Linked DNA regions of Homo sapiens: region 2 is linked to region 1. A link is a contact called in ENCODE Hi-C or POLR2A ChIA-PET data. All regions are on one chromosome and are shown on one strand. The core of a region is the stretch at or near the end of the contact, and the rest is flanking DNA. Distances in the headings are between cores, read along the strand shown.

Region 1 (5,921 bases), core at 1,768-4,267:
GTAATGGCACACACCTGTGGTCCCAGCTGCTTGGGAGGCTGAGGTAGGAGAATAACTTGAGCCCTGGAGGTTGGGGCTGCAATGAGTCAAGATCATGCCACTGCACTCCAGCTTGGATGACAGTGCAAGACCCTGTCCGGAAAAAAAAAAAAGATGTAAACAACTTATATCCATCAACAGAAGCATGGCCATTCTAGACAAAGGACGCTTCGGCAGCAGAGCTGCTGTCATCAATGTGTATATATCAGAAAAATATTGTGATATAGCTGGAGCGATACAGCTGCCAACTGTAGAAATGTAAGTGCAGTATGATATCGTTCATATAAAAATTGTTTGAAATGCAAACTAACACTTTATGGTGTACTGTGTATGTGTATACGCCTGTGCATATGTAGTAAACCTTTTAATGCCTGGGAACGATAAACACCCAGTGTAAGGTAATATTTATCTCTGGAATTTGAAGAAGGAAAATGAGATTAGGAAGGAGGAAACGTCAGTGGTGGGGGCTTCGATTACATCTGTAAAGCCTTATCTCTTGGGCTATGTAGTGGACTACATATGGGTTTTTGTTTGTTTGTTTGTTTTGGGTTGTTTTTGAGGGAAGGTCTCATTCTGTTGCCCAGGCTGGAGTGCAGTGGCACAATGCTGGCTCACGGCAGCTTCAAACTCTCTGGCTCAAGTGATCTTCCCACCTCAGCCTACATATGTTTATTATAAAATTCTCTGTAGGTTTTTGTATGCCTGAAATGTTTCATAATTTAAAAGTAGTACTCATATAATGAAATTTTAAAATTAAAATTTAATTTAAATGTGTCTCTGAGAATGTAATTAGTTGAAGGTACAATCATAAACTTCAGGAATAATTTGGAAAAATATTTTTACATTTTTATTTCTGGCAAAAACAGGATTTCCAAACCAGAACATATAATTTCTCCAAAAACAGAAATGATTTTTAATGACAATATTTTATTGTCATTATTACTCAATTTTGTTTAAAACCCAAAGTATCTCCATCAGAGGGAAAAATTAAGACAAAACACTTCCCTTCCTAAAAAAAAATATGTCTAAAAGAGGGAGTTAGTGAAGACATTGAATCTGTAAAAAGTGGTAGTCATTTTATTCTACCAACATATTCTAAATTTAGAGGGAAATCCACGGCTAGAGCAGCCCCTGGGTGACTCAGCCCAGCTTCCAGGCTTGGCAGAGCCAATCAGCACAGTGTGGCCGACTCCGCCAGGGGCTGGATTACACATCTGCACGCGGTTCAACAGCTTCGTTAGTGACACAGAGTCAAGCTAGCTTGAAAAGCAGGTAAGGAAAACACTCGGCGCATTCCACATTTTCCCTTAAGGAGAATTACACCTTCAAGTCAAGCTGCATTTTGCATGCCTAGGACCCCCAAAACACTATTTAAATTATGTACAGAAACCATTTCATCCCCAGTGAAATATATTTGTCTCTTCCGGAGAAATAAGGGGTGACCCAGTCCCCAAAGAGTCCACCCCCCAGGGTGAAGACCCCCGCTCCGCAAGGATCACAGGTGGGTGTTCCAAGGCATCCACACTCTGGTTTTGTTTTTTTTTTTTGTTTTTTTGTTTTTTGGGTTTTTTTTTTTTTTGTATCAACTTCTCTTTTTTTTTTTTTTTTTTTTTTTCCGAGACGGAGTCTCCCTCTGTCTCCACACTCCAGCCTGGAGTGTGGTGCGATCTTGGCTCACTGCGAGCTCCGCCTCCCGGGTTCAGGCGATTCTCCTGCCTCAGCCTCCTGAGTAGCTGGGATTACAGGTGCCCGCCACCAGGCCTGGCTAATTTTTTGTATTTTTAGTAGAGACTAAAAATTCGCCATGTTGTTTCGCCATGTTGGCCAGGCTGGCCTCGAACCCCTGTCCTGAGGTGATTCACCCACCTCGGCCTCCCAAAGTGCTAGGATTACAAGCATGAACCACCGCGCCCTGCCATTAACGTCTCTTAAAGCACACACTCTGTCTCAAAGGCTGGAGGGTTTGGGAACGTTCTCGTCCTTTCTGTGACCCATCTACCACAGTCTTGGGGGTAAAAGCCCCGGTTTAAAAAGCTGGGAAATTCCACCTCATGGCCACGCGGTCTCAGCAGCTCTGGCGACTGGGAAACGTAGGGTTACAGGGCGGTAAAGATCATCAGAAAGGAGGGCTGAGGAGAGAAACTAAAGACTAAAGGTGAGAGGTCACAAACCCTGAAATTAGTAAAGATCTACGTTGTCGGGGGTGGGGGTGCGTGTGCGCCCAGCAAAAAGCCTCTGCGTCCACACAGGGATCCACCGCGGGGCTTCTGGAACTCACAGGCTCCCTCGGAGCCTTCAAAGACGCGACCTGATTGACAACAATTTTGTTTACACACCACACGCCCTGGGAAAGCCACACACCAGTGCCGGCGTTCCAGACGCTTCCTCTGCGCAGAGCCGGCCCAGGACGGGGGCGGGGCGGGCCCTGTTGCTCAACTCACCTCTCCCGCCCCGCACCCGCTCCCCGGGGAGGCGCCGACCCAGCGAAACTGGTGCATGTGTCAGCCGCCCAGCACCGGCCCAGGAGGCCGGCCGCGCCGCAGGCCGGCCTGGGAAAACGCCCAGCGGCTGCAGGCCTCCCGCTGCGCGCTGCGTGGTTCTGCACTGCACTCAGGACCTGTCAGGAGCAACACACACGCACATGCACACGCCCACACACATGCACACAGACACACACGTGCACACACTGCGTCGGTAGGAATAGCTCAGAGGTGCCCTTCCTTTCCAGGCAAAGTGCTTAGTAGCTGAATTCAGCGAGAAGAAATCATCCAAAGGTAACCCTTGCTCTGAGCCCTCCCCAGGAAGAAGAGAGAGGTCACTCTGGAAAAGCCTGGAACCTTCTCTCGCTTGAGGGTGCGGACAGCAGCCCACCTCCCCTTTGGCTAGGCCAAAGATCTCTCCTTCCTTTTAGGCCTAGCTTTCCCTGTCACTAAAAGGGCTACATTTATCCTTAAATATCATCTAAGCTGAAATACTACTACATTGCTTTGCAGTCGGTCATAGTGGAATCTTAGTTTCAGAACTACATTCAACACCTACTGCGCAGAAGCACCACATGGACACTGCCACAAAAATTAACACAGTGGATCCTAACAGAGCTGAATGGGGTTGCTGTGAATATCTCCCTAGTAAGATAGGAAAAAGGCCCATGTGGGCTATGATATTTGTATAAAGTGGTGTCGATGAGCTCATTGCAGGACTAGCTATTTGAACTTAAGTTTCAATGAAGTGTAAATGAGAACTGACTTCACCCTTGACTTTTATTTTTCTCTCCAAGTATTTCTCACTAGCCATTTTCATTTCCTCCTTTTCCTACCATTCTCACCCTCATCTTTCTACCCTCTTCTTGAAGCAGAGCACTTTTTCTCCACACTCTGGAAGGCCAGAGAGGAGAGAGGATTAGAGGCCCGTAAGCAGGGGAAATCCTATCCATTAGAAAAGGACAAGGGCAGAACAGGGGACTTCCGTGCTTCTCCTGCCAAGTTAATACGCTAGGAGAAGCAGCTGGGTCGGGTCTGGACACGCTTTTCTGTTCTGCAGCTCACAGAATTTTTTTTGTCACTTTAACTTCAGTGATCTCCGGTGCCCCCGAAGGCAAGTAGCACACCTGAATCATTAAGCTTCAGATGAGTTGAGTTCAAAGTTTTATTTTCTACTTTTAAAGCCCTCAATAAATTAGGGCAAAGGTACTGGGAACCCAGCCTCTTGCCCTGGCGTTCCTCTGGGATTGTTAAGGTTGGCTAAGCAATCTGCTCTTGAGAAACCAGGTGTAGAGAGACCTGGGTGGAGAGATCCGGGGGTTGTTTGTGGAACTTTCTCCTCCTCTGTGGCATATGCCAGCGTCTCTCAGGAGCAATCCTGCAAGGTTGCCTCCAGAGCTAGGTGGTGTCGACCTGTCTTTGTTATGCAAGTTGCTGAACTCACAGTGTTCCAGCGGAGTGTTCCTGGCCAGCGCATGAATGAGGAAATGGGTCGACACGAATTCTGGGCAGCAGGATTGGAATGCAACACCTCCCCACCCCTGCCTTCCCTGCACCCCCATCTTCTTGGGATAGCTGATACTCGAAGAGAAGCTAATGCTTGATTAAAGTGATACAATACTGTGTAGTCAGACGAACATTCTGAACAAATCTAAGTTGATCTTTTAAAAAACAATTAATTCTTACTGTTGTTGTTGTTGTTGTTGTTGTTGTTTTCTTTTCTTTTCTTTTCTGAGACAGAGTCTCGCTCTGTCACCCAGGCTGGAATGCAGCGGCACCATCTCGGCTCACTGCAACCTCTGCCTCCCGGGTTCAAGCGATTCTCCTGCCTCAGACTCCCAAGTAGCTGTGATTACAGGCGCCTGCCACCAAGCCCGGCTAATTTTTGTATTTTTAGTAGAGACGGGATTTCACCATGTTGGCCAGGCTGGTCTCAAACTCCTGACCTCAAGTGATTCACCCACATTGGCCTCCCAAAGTGCTGGGATTACAGGCATAGACCACCGCGCCCGGCCTAATGGCCTAATTCTTTCTTTTCTGTTTCTCTCATCTTTATGTGGAATCACGTTTTGTCCTGGCTCTCAGGTTTTTACGTTTCCAGCAAAATAGTTGTTTTTAAGATTTTTACATTGTATTAACAGAGGGGAATTATTGTTTTTTTCTCTGAACACTGCCTGCCTGCATATCCCCTGCCTCTGGAGCAACTAACATGCTTTTGAATTCTGGCTGCAGAAGTGACATTTGGTGTCATTTTCCAGGTGGTGCTGACTGTCTCCCCAGGAACAATGCGGAGACCCTGGGATTTTGTATGTAGGGTCTGAGACACAGGCGGGAATGTAGAGCAACAGAAGGAAGTTCTCTTAAGGTTGCTTCATTCCAGACCCCTGGGATGCCCCCACAATTACACCAAAATTCTGTTCTGGAAGATCTGCCCACTCCAATCAGATTCCCAAGGCCAAGACAAACAATAAAACGCATGACCATCACAACAAAAGGAGGTGGGAGGATAAACTATGGTGAGGTCAGCCCCCTAAAGAGTGAGCTTATTGGCCGAGGCGGCCAACACGCCTGTAATCCCAGAACTTTGGGAGGCCGAGGTGGGCGGATCACGATGTCAGGAGATGGAGACCATCCTGGCTAACACGGTGAAACCCCGTCTCTACTAAAAATACAAAAAAAAAAAAAAAAATTAGCCGGGCCTGTGGCACACACCTGTAGTCTCAACTACTCAGAAGGCTGAGGCAGGAGAATCACGTGAACCTGAGAGGCGGAAATTGCAGTGAGCCGAGATTGTGCACTGCACTCCAGCCTGGGCGACAGAGTGAGACTCCGTCTCAAAAAAAAAAAAAGAAAGAAAAAACAACAGGCTGGGCGCTGTGGCTCACGCCTGCTGTAATCCCAGCAGTTTGGGAGGCCAAGGCAGGTGGATCACCTGAGGTTGGGAGTTCGAGACCAGCCTGGCCAACATGGTGAAACTTCGTCTCTACTAAAAATACAAAAAAAAAAAAAAAAAAAAAAAAAAAAAGCTGGGAATGGTGGCGCGTGCCTGTAATCCCAGCTACTTGGGAGGCTGAGGCAGAAGAATCACTTGAACCCGGGAGGCGGAGGTTGCTGTGAGCCAAGATTGCACCACTACACTCCAGCCTGGGCAACAGAGCGAAACTCCGTCTCAAAAAAAAAAAAAAAAGATTGAGAATATTGATTTCGTTCACATCTTCTTTTTGAATGGACTGGAAATTAGAATTTAAAAAAACAGAGACTTTCTTCCGGAAGATAACAAAAAGTGAAAGTGAACCACTTTCTACAGGTAAAGGAAATACCTCTCATTGTGCTTCATAAAGTGATCTAAACCTATTGGAAGTGACATCCAGGAGACATACAAGCTCACATGGATGAATGAGG
Region 2 (5,921 bases), core at 2,396-4,895, 84 kb before region 1:
GACCACCTCTGAGGCACAAATTATTCCCTGGGCAAATCTCACACCCATCTTCATCCCAGGTGGTTCTCTGAGCGTTCTCTGGGGAAGGCGCCTCAGTTCCTGATGCACAGTCAGGGTCTGCTTGCCTTTGTGGTCCATGTTAAACCCACCTTTCCAGTGCAATCTCCAGCCTCTCCCCTTGCTCATGGTTCTGGCGTTTGTCCCCTGCTCTCTCACCCAGCAGCCATGGAGGAGACCTACCCCTCCTATTTCCCCAATATAGGGGAGAAGAACCAGACACTCAGGCACTTCAGGACAACGTCAGGTGTGGTGCAACCAAATAATGCCAAAGAATGCTTTCCAGAAAGATTGGATGCAAGAGTGGCCCAAATGGGCTAGAACGCGGACGATCTGAACTGGTCATCTGCAGGTGGACACAGGGCTGGGCTCGGAGCATGAAACCAAGTCCCGGGATGGCCGAATGAGGACTTGGCACACAGGGCCAAGAGTCCAAAGATGAACCAAAACCAGGAAGCTGTTGGAGCTGTCAAATCTTCTGCCAAAGATCCAGACCCAGCCCAAACTCAAAGGGCTGCTCTTGGTCAGGGGAGAACAAGTGATCCGAGGGAGTCGAGTAGGCACTCGGGTGGTGTCAGCGGGGCTGAGTCCTGCAGATGCTGGGGACAGGACGGAGAAGCACAAGGCTGTCATTTTAGAAGCACCGAGGACAGTGCAGGGCCAGGTCCTCTCAGAGGCTCCTGCAGATGAAGAAAAGGGTTGGTTCAGAGCCAAAGGCAGAGCTGAAGCCACAACTTCCAGGTTTAAGTGCTGACTCGGGATGGGTGCTGGAACATGCACCAGGCAAGCCATTCTATAATGTGTATCTGCATGTCTGCAGGTTGCATGGTTGTCACTGAGGAGCTCTCTCCGACTGGGGCCCAGCCTGTACCCTGGCAGATGGAGCAAGGTCCAGGGGAAGGCCCTGAAGCCTAGGAGCACTGGGATTTCTCTGTGGGCCCCTCCTCTGCCAGAGCAGCCATCTTTACCAAAGGGAGAGAACACGGAGGGCTGGTGGGAAACCAGGGAGAGTTTATGGGCTCACCAGCTGTCTGAGCAGCAGGCAAGCAAGTCTGTCTAAGCTACAGGACTTCAGAGGCAGCCCATACTCCAGACTTCCCAGACCTCTCCTAGAGGATGTGGGCAGGCAGGAAACATATCAGCAGCTTGGTAAGACACCAAACACAATCAGAGGGGAAGGAGGAAGTGGGTAACGCCCAAGCACACATAGGCTTGATGGTAGAGGTGGCCATAAAACTCACTGAGGAGACCCATTCTTATTTCCCCCTAAGGCCATCTTACCATCCCCAGGCAAGAACGGTGCTAAACAATGGCTTCCAAGTGCCCATTCCGGAGGCAGACCATCATTGCCATGAGGCAGACCATCACTGCCATTAGCCCACGCTTGCGCACTGCATCCTCTCTGCTCACAAGGGGTAAAAACACAGGAACTCCTGCTTAATGCTGGTTTTTCATTTGGCTCTTTATTCTTATCTGTTCTTGATTCAATGACCATTTGCAGTTAGATTTTTTACCTAAATGGATGATGGTCACCATTTTTTTAGTTACCCCATCTCCAGGGCTTTGACTGCACAAAACTTACATCCAGCTCTTTAGCTAAAGTTAGATTCACCTTGTGTCTTGGCTCTTAAGATTTCAACAAGTTGTCTGGCCTTGCTTGAACTCATAGCTCTGCAAATACAAGGTCTATTGGAAATCTAGAGTTGTCACCTTTTTCCCCTGGGCAATCAACTGTACAATCACAAGGAATGTTCGCGATTGCTATTACTGTAACTCTCGGAACACAGGCACCATAAAACTCTGCTGAATAAAAAGAAGAAAAAGACTCATAACTTAAGAAGCTGCCAGGGTTTAAAGTGTGGCCTTCAGAAGCCCAGGACTGCTGAGCCACTAACGCCTGAAACGCTTGAGTCTGAAAAGAGACATAATGTATATTAGCTTTCTCAGCAAAAGCACTTTAGCCAACTCTGTTTTCATATTCCTCAACTCAGTTCCTTTGAAAATGAAAGTAAAAATAAAGCAATACTCCTTATAATTTCCTCAAGACCTTGGAGTGTGGGTTAAAGAAAATCTGCTGATTCTGCTGACCTCCGCGAAGGTGTCGTGGGGGCGGGGAGGAGTCACTGCATTTGGGTCTCGTGCGGGTCCCTAAGAGCTGGGCTTTGCCTGTGCTTTCGATATTTTCTTTCAAACTTGCCATTTTGCTGCTGCAGCTGGGCTTGTCAGTTTTCAGTACTAATGGGTTGTGATGGGGTGTCAGGGGAAGTCAACAATCAATGCTTGAAAAAAACTGGTGGGGGCCGTTGTGGGGTGGACCATCACTGCTGACATGGCCAGGAACAGAAATACAATGGCCTTCTTTTGTAGAAAAATAGACAAGAAATACTACACTGTGTTTTGCTTTTAAGATTAGTATAGATTTTTATCCTTTGATGACTGGGTTGTCTGCCCTTCCCCCACTGTAAGTTTGGCTATCAAACAACATAGATTCTGGCTTTTAAATAAACCACTGTACAGTATAGTTAACATTACAATTCATGGTGTGAATTGGAGTTGTTTCTTGCAGGAAGATGAATGAAGATGGGGAAATGTCTGCCAAAACAGAGGCATGAAAGAAATGGTGTGAGATGGCCAGGCTCACCTTGTGAATAGGCCTGTTTTAGGAAAAACTCATTTAGACCCCAGTGTTGTGTGACAGTAGAATACCATTACAGTAACGTTCAGCATAATGATGCTAATGGGAAAAGCATCAGTGCCTGGCTGAAGTTTACATCCAGGGCAAGAAATCTCACTGAACATGTTTTTACTAATAATTCAGTAGAACCCTATTGTGACACTGGTATCAGAATGCAAGAACAATATTTGCCTCATGCGTTGTTTTACTCAAGTCATATATCAGGGATTATACGTGGAAAATGATTTGACCCTACTGTAATATAATCTGTGATAGCAAAGCACTTTCAAAACAGGGCTTTACTGTACTTATTGACGTGAATTCTACTCATGCCAAGAATCCCAGAGTGATAATCAAGTAAAATTGTTCTGAGTTAACTTTATATAACACTTGAGTTCCTGAAAAATTTGGGGTGACTCGGAGTAAAACTCAGAATCACATCCTTATCTATCCACTTTGTAAATTCAAATCTACACGTAACAGGTTTTCTTTTTTTTGTCGTTTGTTTTTTTTTTTGAAACGGAGTCTCGCTCTGTCGCCCAGGCTAGAGTGCAGTGACGTAATCTCGGCTCACTGCGAGCTCCACCGCCCGGGTTCACACTTAACAGGTTTTCTTAAAAGAAAGTTCATCTCTATTCATCTTTCTTTATAAAACTGAAAATTTTTGCCTGTAATCCCAGCACTTTGGGAGGCCAAGGCGGGTGGATCACTTGAGGCCAGGAGTTTGAGATCAGCCTGGCCAACATGGCGAAACCACCTCTCTACTAAAAATACAAAAATTAGCCGGGCGTGGTGGCAGGTGCCTGTAATTCTAGCTACTCAGGAGGCTGAGGCATGAGAATCACTTGAACCCAGGAGGCAGAGGTTGCAGTGAGTCAAGATCACGCCACTGTACTCCGGACTGGGTGATAGAGTAAGGCTCTGTCTCAAAAAAAAAGAAAAGAAAAGAAAATTTTTGTTGCAGAAAAAAAATGTGAACACAAAGTGTCTAAAGTTATAGTGAAATAAAAAGCAGCTTTGCTAATCCCATATTCTTGCCTGAACTGTGTTTGTTTCTTTCACCTACTTCACAATCTTACCCAGCCCAATTGTTACTCTCAATTTCATCATTTCTATATTATAAAGATGTTAATAAGCATATAGTAATGTAATGATTGCAGTAAAATAACACAAGTTTATTTTTTTTAAAAAAATCATCCACCAAGAAGATAGGGTGTACTTCTCCTATTTCTCCCACTAATTGCAACTAAAAACCCTAGACATTATATATGTATATAAATCAAACATAAGAAGACTTTGAAAGGTGGATGGAAGGAGGTAGACTGAATGGGGGACTTGGGACTCAAACAATGAGAGTGTTGAGTTCTCTGGGTTTTCTTTCTGTCTCATATAGCCTGGATTTGGAAAGGAAGAAGCTGGCAACACTGAAACCAATAGACGCAGACAAAAATAACACCAGCGAAAGTCTCACTGGCCTTTTTCTTATCTGCAGAAAATTATTGATCTTTGCTGATATGCTTGTTACATGTATATTAAATAGTAATTAACAAGGCCACGTCTCTGCAACGTAGGCTATTTTATAATGCGTGTTGCAAAAATGCCTGCCTGTTCTTGCTGATTGACACAGGAAGACTCCCCTTTCTTCTGGTGTGTGTGGCTCCAGGTCTTGTCTGCAACCTCATTGCTCAGAGCTCTGGTCCCGCGGGTCTCTGTACTCTGAACCTGGTTTCACAAGGGCACGGCTTGAGGAGGGGCTCATTGTGCAGCTTTAGTAGGAAGACAACCTTTCTGTTTGGGATTCAAGCTAAAAATGGATTCCACTGCCACAATTGCACAGCAACATCTATATCTTGCCTGTTAGTGTATTATGATTTAACATCTTCCCGAGTTACAAGAGTTCAGAAGATTACTATTTAGTCATCTTAGGCTTATCATTGTGTAGGCTATAAACGGTCAGAAAATCTTGAATGAACAAATAAATATCTATTGGCACCACAGCTCAAACAGAACTGAAAGTACGTACACATACACACACACACACACACACACACACACACACACACCCCAAACACTGAAAATGCTGAATAAACTATTTTTTAATGCATACTCAAAAGCAAGGAAAGAAAATTCCCTGATGTCAGGAAAAAAGAACAACTCAAAGAAAAAGAGGTGAGTGCAAGCTGAAGCCAAACAGATGACAGGGGCGTTGTAAACAGATACAGGCCTAACAGGCGTGGGACTCAAGTTTTAACGCCTGTACAGCAAAAGGAGATGAGGCCTTGGGCCTGTACAAGACAGAAAAGCTGAAACGAAACTCCTGTTTAAACTGGAAGCCATGAAGCTGTGCCTAGGTGGTGACACTGAGCTTAGAAAGTCGGTGCCTTGGTTTAGAGAATCAGCAAGGGAGCTTGCCATAGTGCAAGGGGTAGGAAGCCTCACCCATAGGAAGCTGAAGCCAGTGCCTGCTACACACATGTGTGGTGTTCACATCTGTATTACCTACATGAGGAGAGAACCCCAACCAAGAAATTAAGACAGGCACTGATCCAGCAATCCCACTTCTGTAAACATATCCAAAACAATTGAAAGCAGGGTCTCAAATAAATGTTTGAACACCGATGTTCATAGCAGCATTATTCACAATAGCCAAAAGGTGGTAGACACAAGTACTCAGGTGTCCATCAGTGGGTGAACTGATCAATAAAATGTGGTATATACATACAAGAAATATTATTCAGCCTCAAAAAGGAGGAAGATTCTGTCACATGCTGTCACATGGATGAACTTTGAGGACATTATGCTAACTGAAATAGGCCAGGTACAAAACGACAAATACTGTGTGATTCCACTTATATGAGGTAACTGGAGTAGTTAAAGCTCATAGAGACAGAAGGCAGAATGGTGGTGGCTAGGGGCTGGGGAGAGGGGAAAACAGGGAGTCACTGTTTAAAGGGTATAAAGTTTCCATTTTCTAAGATGAAAAAGTTTTGCAAATTGATTGCATAATACCATGAATATACTTAATGCTACTGAACATTACTATACACTTAAAAATTTTTAAGTTGAGCGAGGTGCAGTGGCTCATACTTGTAATCCCAACACTTTGGGAGGCCAAGGTGGGAGGACTGCTGGAGCCCAGAGACTTTGAAGGAGCAATAAGCTATGATTGTGCCACTGCACTCCAGCCTGG

The links. Hi-C counts contacts between places; a loop is a spot of excess contacts on that map. ChIA-PET counts read pairs that join two places held with the same protein, here RNA polymerase II (POLR2A). Pooled maps may share reads with other maps.
Region 2: a pooled map shows a loop between it and region 1 (4-fold over the local background). The contact joins two enhancer-like sites. A Hi-C loop is called at or near these places in 1 of 168 maps with a recorded cell type or tissue (sciatic nerve), 1 of 37 single-sample maps with no recorded cell type and 4 of 50 pooled maps. POLR2A ChIA-PET finds 5 or more read pairs at or near these places in 3 of 52 experiments (GM12878, activated B cell and activated CD4-positive, alpha-beta T cell).

Annotation. Positions count from the first base shown.
Region 1 is chr6:156,717,619-156,723,539 of GRCh38, forward strand. No RefSeq gene overlaps it. Among named protein-coding and RNA genes, the nearest start is that of ARID1B, 57 kb to the right of the region's middle. RefSeq lists silencers at 2,377-2,696, 3,817-4,111 and enhancers at 3,297-3,366, 3,671-4,219. Within about 2 kb of position 3,018, at least 37 of the 41 ENCODE cell types and tissues checked have a DNase peak (open chromatin) inside an H3K27ac peak, as active enhancers do.
Region 2 is chr6:156,633,051-156,638,971 of GRCh38, forward strand. No RefSeq gene overlaps it. Among named protein-coding and RNA genes, the nearest start is that of ARID1B, 140 kb to the right of the region's middle. Within about 2 kb of position 3,646, at least 3 of the 41 ENCODE cell types and tissues checked have a DNase peak (open chromatin) inside an H3K27ac peak, as active enhancers do.